2 separate regions of the Homo sapiens genome follow, and region 1 is linked to region 2. Evidence: read pairs that join two places in POLR2A ChIA-PET (ENCODE). Cell type or tissue: OCI-LY7. All regions are shown on one strand. Each heading gives the region's core, and the rest is flanking DNA. Links, peaks and the distances in the headings are about the cores only.

Region 1 (5,389 bases), core at 276-5,275, 300 kb before region 2:
TTCACATCGTGTAAGTGTGTCAAGAGAAACATGGAGAAATGTTTCACCACACATGTACCCTCCTCTTCCTTCCTTCCTCTCCCGCCTTTGGGCCCATACCCCTTGACTAGGATTCTTGCAACAAGGAAAGGAGCATATCTGGCTCAGGGATCCAGGTTCCTTTTGGGGCCTCCCCAGTACCTGGCATATGACAGGGACTCAGTATGAAGCAGCTGAGTGAATGAATAAGTGCCTTGTATGCTTCAGATACATCACATCAGTAAATTACAGAGTTGTCAGTGAGACCCGGAGAGCAAGCTCAGAGCCCTTTGGCCTTCCCAGCTCCACCTTAGTGTTTTGATATTTAAGGTATTCCTGGGGATTTTATTCTGTTCTTAATAAAAGGCTAGTATAATTCCTGTGTTAACTCACTCTGGAGAAATTTTTATAACAAAATGTCAGAGATAATAGAATTAAGGATCCAAAATGTCTGTAGTATCAATTGTTTGGTATTTAGTAGATAGCTATAATTTTCCTTTATATACATTTATACATGTATATTGTAACATAAACGCCTCTTCTTATATAAATAAGTATACTTATTTATATAATAAGAAAAAAGAACTGTTTTAGGAGAAAATGTCCCTTCTCAGGATAGGATTTGGAGAGAAGATGAGCTATAGGCAATCAGAGTCCTAAATATAGGTGTCCCTCACTATCCACACTTACTCTCTAGGTTCAGAAACAGTAAACTGACACATAAAATAGATTCAGATAGTGAAGGATGCTTGTATTTCAAAATTAGCAAGTGGGAATACTGTAGAACGTCCTAAACAGAAATGATGATCATCTCCATTATGTGGATTAAATGTGATAATGGAGTTGAAGAGGAAGTGAGATGTAAAGTGCTTCTCACCATGTTTTGTACAAAATAAGGACCTAGTAAAGCATAACTTATGATGTGGCTATGACAATACACATGGTAAATTCCTATGGAAATTATTTTGTAACCCCTGCTTCTAGCCTTGGCCAGGGAAAACGTATCTGGTGTGTATATTTTTCTAAAAGTTCTGTGGGTGATTCTCATGTGAAGTCAAGATTGAGCTCCCTGCACTAGAAACACAGACCAATAGAAAACCCAAACATGAGTGGTTCAACTCAGGAAAACCAAACAAGAGGCTCAGCATCTGTAACTCAGAAATGAAAGCTAGTAAGAAAGACTTCTAAGATGACCTGATATGAGACGGAAGCGCCAGCTGACACAAGTAGTTGCCAGGACAGAAGTTTCATCCTGAATCTGAGCTTTGATGTGATTTAGAGCCCAGACAGAAAAAGACCTGCTTCTCTGAGGGCATGGAAAGGATTCAGCAAGAGGCGGAGGCTAGAAGTTTGGGAGGCAAAGCAAAGTATAAACAAATAGAAACCACACCCAGTGACCTTAGAGTTCGGTGTCATGAAGGGTGATGGACATGTGTGGTCCTTGGTGCTACCTGAGTCACCCCCCCCCCCCCCCCCGGAATGACTGCAAAACTGCAGATTCTGGAGCTTATCTCAGACCTTTTAGTTGGGAGCACAGGAAGCTGCACTACTCACAAGCATTCCATGTCATGCTTGTATGTGCTGAAGTGGGAACCACTGATCCAGGTGGCCTGGATAACTGAGCCAAGAGTCTACGTAATATAGGCCATATTTACACTTGGCCTCAGCCAGTGCAGCCTGTATTGCTCAACAGAAAATCCCATTCAGCAGGTTTTGATGTGTTAGGAAACGTGCTACATCCGTTACCTATTTTGAATCATTTAATCCTGACAGCAGCCCTGGGCAATGTAGGTTTTATCACCCCGTTTTATTTTTTTACCAAAGTTAACCAGCTAAGAAATAGAGTGTGGATTCAGATTCAGGGGTGTCTGAACTCATATCCCATCCACTTTCCACAGCCTCCTGCTGCCTCTCTAACATCATCAAAAAGAAAGAAGTGGGGAAAGATTGTGAGGTCAGAGACGTCTCCTGTAGTAGAGATAATTTCCCCTGAGTAAAGCTTCAGTAGCAGTCAGTGAAAAGTGAGCCCTGAGATCAATAGCAGTGGGAAACCCAGCAGAGTGAGCCGTTTGTACTGCCTGTCTTATGCTGGCTGGGTGTGCACGTGTGCACATGTGATGGAGAGGATGAGGGTCTGCCTGGTTTTCTTGCAATAACTGTCCTTAACCATCATGCGATGCCTTCTCATTGTCAGAGTTTGAAGTCCACACCCACATGTTTAATCAGCCAGTGTATCCAGATGTTAGATCTGTATTTGGAGTTGTTGTTATGCCTCTTCTGATGACTCCACAGGTAAACCACAAGCTGGCAGTTGCTTGAGGGGACAACAGTTCTCTATGCCACAGGTGCACACCTCATTTTACTGCCAACTCAGATTTCTTTTCCAGACAAATTGCCATAAAAAGGGGGGAAGCACTTAGCCACAAGGATTCTGAGATAGGGAAAAAAACATGACATAAAAAAGAGACAGTGGGTAGCTCAGCGGGGCAGTATCCACGGGTGGACAGAGCGCTGGGACGCAGTCCAGGCTGTTTTCTCCTAGCTCTGCACTATGACCTGGAGGAGGCGTTTCACTCCTCTGGTCCTTAAATGATTCAGCTTAAAATAGGAATTGGACCTATTTTATCTAAAGTCAGATTATGTCACTTTCCTACTTGGTGCCCTCCAATGGCTCCTCATTTCCCTCCGAGGAAAAAAATGCCCAGATCCTGACAGTGGTCTCTTATTCCTACCCTGCGTGCTGTCTGTGAACCATGGAGACCTGCTCCTGCCTCAGGGTCTCTGTCATCACCGTTCCCTCTGCCTGGGACTTCTTCCCCCAGGTTTCCCACTCCTTTGTCTCCTTCACATCCTTATTCAACATCATTCTGAAGGAGACCTTCACTGGCCACCTCCCTAGACACAAATGCAAGCACTCCCTGCCCTGCTTAGTTTTCTCCACAGCACTTACCACCAGCTCACATACTCTACCTTGTTTTCTCTGTTGATTTTCATACTGGCAAGACTATTTTGAATGATAAGGGGGAAATGAAAAAACAAACAACTGAAGTTAATCAAATAAAGGAACATGCCTTTTAAAAATTAAGCTGCCCATAGGGAAAAAGTAGGAGAAAAAAATAGTAGCAGCTGCAGCTTTGGTAAACCCTGGTGTGTAGTCCTATTTTTCAAAATATTTTGGAATAAGGAGGCAGAAATAAAAACAAATTTAGCATGCAAACAAAAAAATAGTTTATTGGGAAGATTACTTGTGCAGCTTTGAGATAGCAGCAAAATATTTTTATGACCTTGGCCTGATAATATTCGTTCTAATTTATAAATTGTTCTTTTTGGCAGCTGGATCATGAATCTAATTGGGCGATTTCACAGAGTTTCTGGATCAGAAAAGATAACCCCACGATGGGAACAGGACTACCATCTGCAGCCTATGGGCAAACTGGGATTATTTTATGAATATCTTGAAATGAGTAAGTTGTTAGTGAAGTTTTTAGTGATATAAAACATGTTAGAGTATGTTGTGGATACCAAAAGCATCTGTTATTGAGCCATATTAACATTTAGCATATTGAAATGAAGAAGAGTATGTTTTTCTCCACTAGATAAAATTATACAATCCAGCTTTCAGATAAGGTGGTCATGTATGTCTTTGTCAATATTTATGTTGTAAAAAGCTAGAAATTTATTACTGGGCAATGAAATGGAATATTCATTGAGGTACATCTTTACCATTAATTCTTTTTGTTTGTTTTTTTTGAGACAGAGTCTCACTCTGTAGCCCAGGCTGGAGTGTGGTGGTACAATCGTGGCTCACTGCAACCTCCACCTCCCAGGTTCAAGCAATTCTCCTGCCTCAGCCTCCTGAGTAGCCGGGATTACAGGCATGCGCCACCACACCCAGCTTATTTTTGGACTTTTAGTACTGACAGGGTTTCACCATGTTGTCCAGGCTAGTCTCAAACTCCTGGGCTCAAATGATCCACCCACCTTAGCCTTCCAAAGTGCTGGGATTACACGCATAAGCCACTGGGCCCGGCCATCTTTACCACGAATTCTTAAAGCATTCTAATCATGTTGTCTGAGAATGAACTCAGCAACTGTAATTAGATGTGATTCAGCTTGGCCTGGAGTCCGTGCAGGCACAGCTGTTGGCCGATACAGTTCTGAACTGAGTCAGTTAAGCAAGCCTGCAGGAGCATGCAGCTTCGTGGCAGGAATGGTCCCGGGATGCCCACTTTCACATCTCATGCCTGCCTTTGACAGCCTATTTCTTCTGGCCAGTGGTTTCTGCCTGGTTCCTTGAGTGACTTCATGGCTCATAACTGGCCTGAATTTGGAACCATTGTGCTGGTCTGGAATTAAGATTTAGCACAGGTCCTCTCTTTCCTAAATGCCTTGGTCCATTTTTATATTATTTGCTTGGACTCTTAATTCTTTTCAGTAGAACTTGATTTTGACCTCTCAGTTGCCTTTAAACGGAAGCATCTCAAAATAGATTTCCATAGGAAACACCACCTTTTGTATTATGCATGACACGCTTATATCTAATAGATGGCTAACAATTTACATGGTTTTTATCTGTGCCCTTTCAGCTAACCATTGCATTCAATTACAGTTTTTTTTAAGCTTAGGAGAATAGAAAAAGAAACACATCATTTTTGTTGACAGGCTTTGCATTTATGCACAGGGCTTTGCATGTTGGCAAAGACACCCCTTTGTGGTTCCTGTTTACAAGTCTGCAGTTAGAAGGTGGTTTTTATTAAATCACATTCTATATATAAAATAATTGCTTTTAAAAATATACATTATACATGGAAACACATCTGCTTCCTTCAATGAGTAAAAGGTTCATCTTGTGGCTTCTTTAGTCAACAGTACTTTGCAGCAGCCTGGAGCCTGTTTTGAATTTCATTTTTGCTTTGTTATGTTTTGTGACCAGGTTTTATTAAGGGTGTAGCTGCAGTACATATGTAGAAGCTGTCCTTAGTTAGTTATTATTCTGCTGATTTTCAGAAGGACTGTAAGACAATTACCTGTTGTTCAAAAATGAGTCATAATTGTAAATATTTCTTATTGGAACTATTAACAGCATTTTTAAAAATCCTGGGGCAGAATGTCATTTATTATTTTTAAAAAGTTATTTTTCTGTAGTTGATTAGTCAAATAAATGACATCAGAAGGGAAAGTTATATGGTCATGTGCTTTGGGGAGAAGTTGATAGGACTTTTAGAGTTTCATAGGCTCTTTAAAATAGTTATCAACCAAATAATTCTGCCTCATCCTGCCCTACAAGAAAGTATAGAATAACAGCTGTTATAGACAGATTTTTAGGTTTATTAGGTTGTTTTCCTGTTATCTAAATAGTATCTAATGACTT
Region 2 (5,389 bases), core at 328-5,327:
GTATGAGGAGAATGTGGCAAAGTCTGGCACGTGGTAGTGCTTCAATAAAGGTTTACGGGTCAAATAAACAAATGAAGAGCTCAGAGGACAAACCTGTGACAAACGAACAGAAATTAAAAAGCAGCAGATTTTAGTTTAACATAACAAAAAACTTGGCCGGGTGTGGTGGTTCATGCTTGTAATCCCAGCATTTTGAGAGGCTGAGGCGGGAGGATTGCTTGAGCCCAGGAGTTCAAGACAAGCCTGGGCAACATAAAGAGACCCTGTAGCTACAAAATGTTTTTAAAAATTTAGCTGGATATGGTGGCACATGCCTGTAGACCCAACTACTCAGGAGGCTGAGGTGGGAAGATTGCCTGGGCCCAGGCAGTTGAGGCTGCAGTGAGCCAAGATTGTACCACTGCACTCCGGTATGGGCAACAGAGCAAGACCGTGTCTTGAAAAAATTTTAAATTAAAGGAGAAAGAACTTTATATTAGTTAGACCACCCAGTGGAATGGATTTCTCAAAAAACAGGTACATATAGCACTTATCATACTGAAGAGTATTTATACATTTGCATTTCCCCCCTTGTGAGTAGGGAGTATTTCAGCTTTTATTTTTATTTTTATAATAATTTTATTTTATTGCTTTTATTGCTCAGGATCTAGCCAAGGGCTAGAGATGCTCAGCAGTGTTTGTTGAACTGAACTGGTCTGAATTTAAAACCCCTACAAACTAAAAGTGGGCATTTTTAGTAGAAGTTTAACTCTCATTGTTCTTTATTTCTTCCCACTATTCTGCATTTCTTTCAAAAGAACTTTGAGAATAAAGAGAGGACAGGAAAAAAGTTTAGAGACTTCATTTGCTGCTAGCAAAATTTCCATTAGAAAGTCAGTAAGGGCAGGGAATGTGTCTTTTTATCACTGTGTCCTTAGCCTAGCACATAGTAGCCAATCAATAAATACTTGTTGGATGAAACACACACACATACAGACAGACACACCCCAACAGTGTGCTCTTTACTCCCAGATGGGACCCATGGAAATATATCCCATAGAAGGAATGTCTACATAAGGTGAGAGATTGGACTAGATCAGTTTTATCACACTGGAAAACTAGTTAAATTATTCACATTGGATCCCAAAGTGAAAGAAAAGAGAAGGAAAGAGAAGAAAAGCACTAAATCTCAATTGTCATTCCCAAAGCTGAGGCAAGACTTAAGTAGTAGAAATCTTCCTCAAATACCCATAGCAGGTAGTAAAAAAACAGCAGGCTGCATGACCTCTGCAGTCCCTGACAAATTTAAGATTATTTCATTCTCATTTATGGATCCTAAATATCCAACTGAGAGGCTGTATTTCAAGACACTGATTGCTAGGTCTAGAATTCTTTAAAAATTATTCTCAGCAATAAGGATATAGCTATACAAAGAGAGACAGAAGCCTGGGCAACATAATAAGACCCTGTCTCTAAAAAATGTAAAAAAATTATCCAGACGTGGTGGTGCATGCCTGTGGTCACAGCTACTCTGGAGACTGAGGTGGGAGGATTGCTTGAGCCTGGAAGGTCAAGATCATAACACTGTATTCCAGTCCGGGTGACAGAATGAGATCCTGTCTCAAAAATAATAATAAAATAAAATAAAAATAGAAAGAGAGAAATTATTAACCAAATGGAGTTTATATCATTCTAATGGACTATGGGTTGGGAGACAAATGATAAACAAGCTATTTTAGATAAGAGTGTCCAGAGAAGGTACCAAGAGACCAGGAAGTGGCAAAATTAAAGAAACATCATGACAGTGGTTACATCTTAAAATGCTAGGCTCTGCAGTCATTGGTACTAGTTAATGGGGCCTTAGAGTAATTTTTGACACTAACTTGTTAACACTTCGAAGATCTATTCTTTTCTGAGTGTCCTACTATCTAAATTCCCCATATATGTTGTTTCTAACTGCTCCCGCTTCTTCACTGGTTTCCAGCTTTCCTCTCCTCTGGGCATATACAAATGACTAAAATTTTCCCTTTTCAAAAATCATCAACAAATCTGTTAAGAAGCATATGTCAGTTTTCTGTCATCTATCTAATTTTTATTCCTGTTTTATCTCTCTCAAGTCTACTGCTAAACTATTCTAACCATTCATTAGAGTCTCTCTTCTTCATTCCTTCAGTAAACCAGAATAATCTCTTTTTATATTTACCAAGCACCCTTCCTCTCCTCATTTAAAAATCCTGATTTTCTCTTTCCTCTATGAAATTTTTCCTAACTTAGTAGAAATAAGGTTAAGCATTAACATATTAGCAAATATACAATTACAGCCAGGATTTGAAAGTTATGTCATAAAACAGTAAAATATGGAGAAAATGATTACAACTAGATTTTACATGTTTTATATTCAAATTGGTTTATCAATGTTTATATTTCTCTTTAGCTTGAGTACGAGACCTCAAGACACAGACTATTTTTTTGAGCTATATTTCATGATTTCTAGCACCGGCCCTAATTAACATTAGATGTCTTGATAGGCTTCAGATCCAAATGATGGAGATAATTGTCTGCCATTGTGGAGTCAATATATAAGAATCACAAATACCTCCACGCGGTATTATTTCCTCGCAAAGAACCCTAAAGACCAATATTTGCTTTTAAAAATGTAGCTCTTAAATAAAGGCTTGGTGGATACTCTGGGCACACTGCCTGTGTAGTAGCCCTGCTCTGTAAGGAGCAGTTAAAAAAATTAATTAAAAAAAAAAAGGCTATCACTCACAGCAAAAAAATATTTTTAGAAGTCCAATGAGGCTGAATGTTCTTTATGACCACCATATGTATATCTTCCAACCTAGACCATTTCCCTCTGGGATACACTTTCAGTAGTTATCACTTCAAATTTAAGGAATACTTTGTACCTAGGGTTCTCAATTAATCATATTCAGTAGGATATTTTTTCCCAATTTTAAAGATAAATAATATTAGAAATATGAAATCACTCATTCAATATTTCAAAGTAAAGTAGTATTGGAGCTAGTAAGATCCAGAACTCTTATTTTTGTTTTGGACAACTCTTGTATATTTAAATATTTACTATTCTTAAATATTAACTATTACTGTTGTATATTTAAATATTTATATAGTATAAATTATATACAAAAGAAAGCATTTAAGCTCTAGGGTTTGATCATATTGAAATAAATATAAATCTGCTTACTTTATGCAAGGAGCATATGAGAAATATCCAAATGTTTTATAACATTTTCCTTTAACTGTAATAAATGACTATGCTGGAAAAAACAATTATTTTATAGTGCAGGGTCTCAGGGAACATTAATCTTATTTCAAGTAAAAGCATTTTATCTTTTTATAGCTGATTTAATAATCTGTGAGTGACTAGATGAAATACCATACACAAATGTGCCTGGCACAGGGTAGGTACTCTGTGCACGTGATCAGATCTAAATGTAGAATCTATTCTTTATGGATAAGTCACATGATCCAGGATTTCTTCTGCTCAGACACCCAGATGCCATGATAGAATCCAGAGGTGATTACAGCTAGATACCAAATCAATAAACATTCAAATGTTTTCAATGTTTTTCACTACCATGTGTGTCTGAGCCAACTTTAAAACAAATAGATACTTTTTCTTATACAGTCATGCATCACTTAATGATGACCATACATTTTGAGAAATGCATCATTAGGCAATTTTGTCATTATGGAAACACAGAGTGTACTTACACAAACCTAGATGGTATAGCCTACTACCCACCAAGACTATATCGTAGAGCCTATTGCTCTGAGGCTACAACCTGTACAGCATGTTACTGTACTGAATACTGTAGGCAATTGTACCACCATGGTAAGTATTTGCACATCTAAACATAGCTAAACATAGAAAAGGTACAGTAAAAATATAATAGTATAATTTCTTGGGACTCTGCCATAAATATGGTCCATAATTGACTGAAATGTCATTGTGGGACACATGACTGTATATATTTATCATAAATGATAGTAGTTCGCAGTTAGTTTCTGTAACACCTACATTCTATCTGGTTCAAGTTCATTAAAAAAAATACAGTCATGCTTCACTTAATAACGTTTGGCTTACATAAATTCAAAGATGGCTGGCATCTTAGATTTATTTATTTATTTATTTATTTAAAGACAGGGTCTCACTCTGTTACCCAGGGTGGAGTTCAGTGGCATGATCATGGCTCACTGCAGCCTTGACCTCTTGGGCTCGAGTGATCCCCACTTCTCAGTCTCCTGAGTAGCTGGGATTACAGGCACACACCACCACACCTGGATGTTTTTATTTTTTGCAGAGACAGGGTTCTACTATGTTGCCCAGGCTGCTCTCGAACTCCAGGGCTCAAGTGATTCTACTGCCTTGGCCTCCAAGGTGCTAGAATTACAGGTGTGAGCCACCATGCCTAGCCTATAATGCTTTAATACTCCAGTTAGGGTCAATCCAAGTGGAGTTTTGTCAGAATATTTTTTACCTAAATAAACATGGACTTTAATAGATGACAGCAAATAGTGTTTTCATTTGTTTGAGATGGGCCTGCTGTGCTGCCCAGGCTGGAGTAGAGCAGCATGATCATCGCTCAGTGCAGCCTTGACCTCCCAGGCTCAAGTGATCCTCCCGCCTCAACCTCCCAAGTAGCTGGGACTACAGGTGGGTGCCACCACACCTGGCTAATTAAAAAACTTTTTTGTAGACACAAGGTCTCACTATGTTGCCCAGGCTGGTCTTGAACTCCTGGGCTCAAGTGATCCTCCTGCCTCAGCCTCCCAAAGTGCTGGGATTATAGCCATAAGCCACCATCTTACTTTAATAGTTAAGTTTTTTTAATTACCAAGTAAAGTATGCAACAGAAACTCATCCTCACTTCTCAAAATTGTGTTTCACTTCTTTTTTTAAAGAGATGGAGTCTCGCTATGTTGCCCACGCTGGCCTTGAACTCCTGGGCTCAAGGTATCCTCCCGTCTCAGTCTACGGAGTAGGTAGGACTACAGGACTACAGGCATGTGCCATGTGTTTCATCTTTTAAATTCAGGGATGCAGGGAAGCATGTGATCATCAGGGATAAGGAATATAAGAAGGGTCAGAGTTTATTTTTTATTTATTTATTTATTTTTTTTAGTGTGTGTTTTAAGCAGCCAGGTTTTTTTGGGCGGGGGGGTGGGAGGGGTTTTTTTTTTTTTTTTGAGCCAGGGTCTTGCTCTGTCACCTGGATGGAGTGCAGTGGTGCAATCATGGCTCACTGCAGCCTCGACCTCTCAGGCTCAAGTGACCCTCTTGCCTTGGCCTCTGAAGTAGTTAGGACCACAAGTGCATGCCCAGCTAATTTTTAATTTTTTTTTGGAGATAGGGTCTCGCTGTGTTGTCCGGTCTGGTCTGAAC

What was found. Peaks named below come from ENCODE experiments on the same cell type or tissue, not always from the same donor. Only the 100,000 strongest peaks of a DNase experiment are listed, where the experiment ranks them.
Region 1: POLR2A ChIA-PET joins it to region 2 with 7 read pairs; 3 of 35 experiments call an interaction of 5 or more read pairs at or near these places.

What each region holds. Positions count from the first base shown.
Region 1 is chr12:45,406,006-45,411,394 of GRCh38, forward strand. It overlaps ANO6 (anoctamin 6), which reads left to right. Exons shown (of 20, transcript NM_001025356.3): 16 at 3,352-3,482. All of the region lies in intron 5 of LOC105369743 (a long non-coding RNA gene), which reads right to left. Among named protein-coding and RNA genes, the nearest start is that of ANO6, 190 kb to the left of the region's middle. In OCI-LY7, for the core only: no CTCF peak of the experiment used is centred there; a DNase peak (open chromatin) is centred at 2,216; H3K27ac peaks cover 1,236 bases.
Region 2 is chr12:45,707,609-45,712,997 of GRCh38, forward strand. No RefSeq gene overlaps it. Among named protein-coding and RNA genes, the nearest start is that of LINC00938, 18 kb to the right of the region's middle. In OCI-LY7, for the core only: no CTCF peak of the experiment used is centred there; no DNase peak of the experiment used is centred there.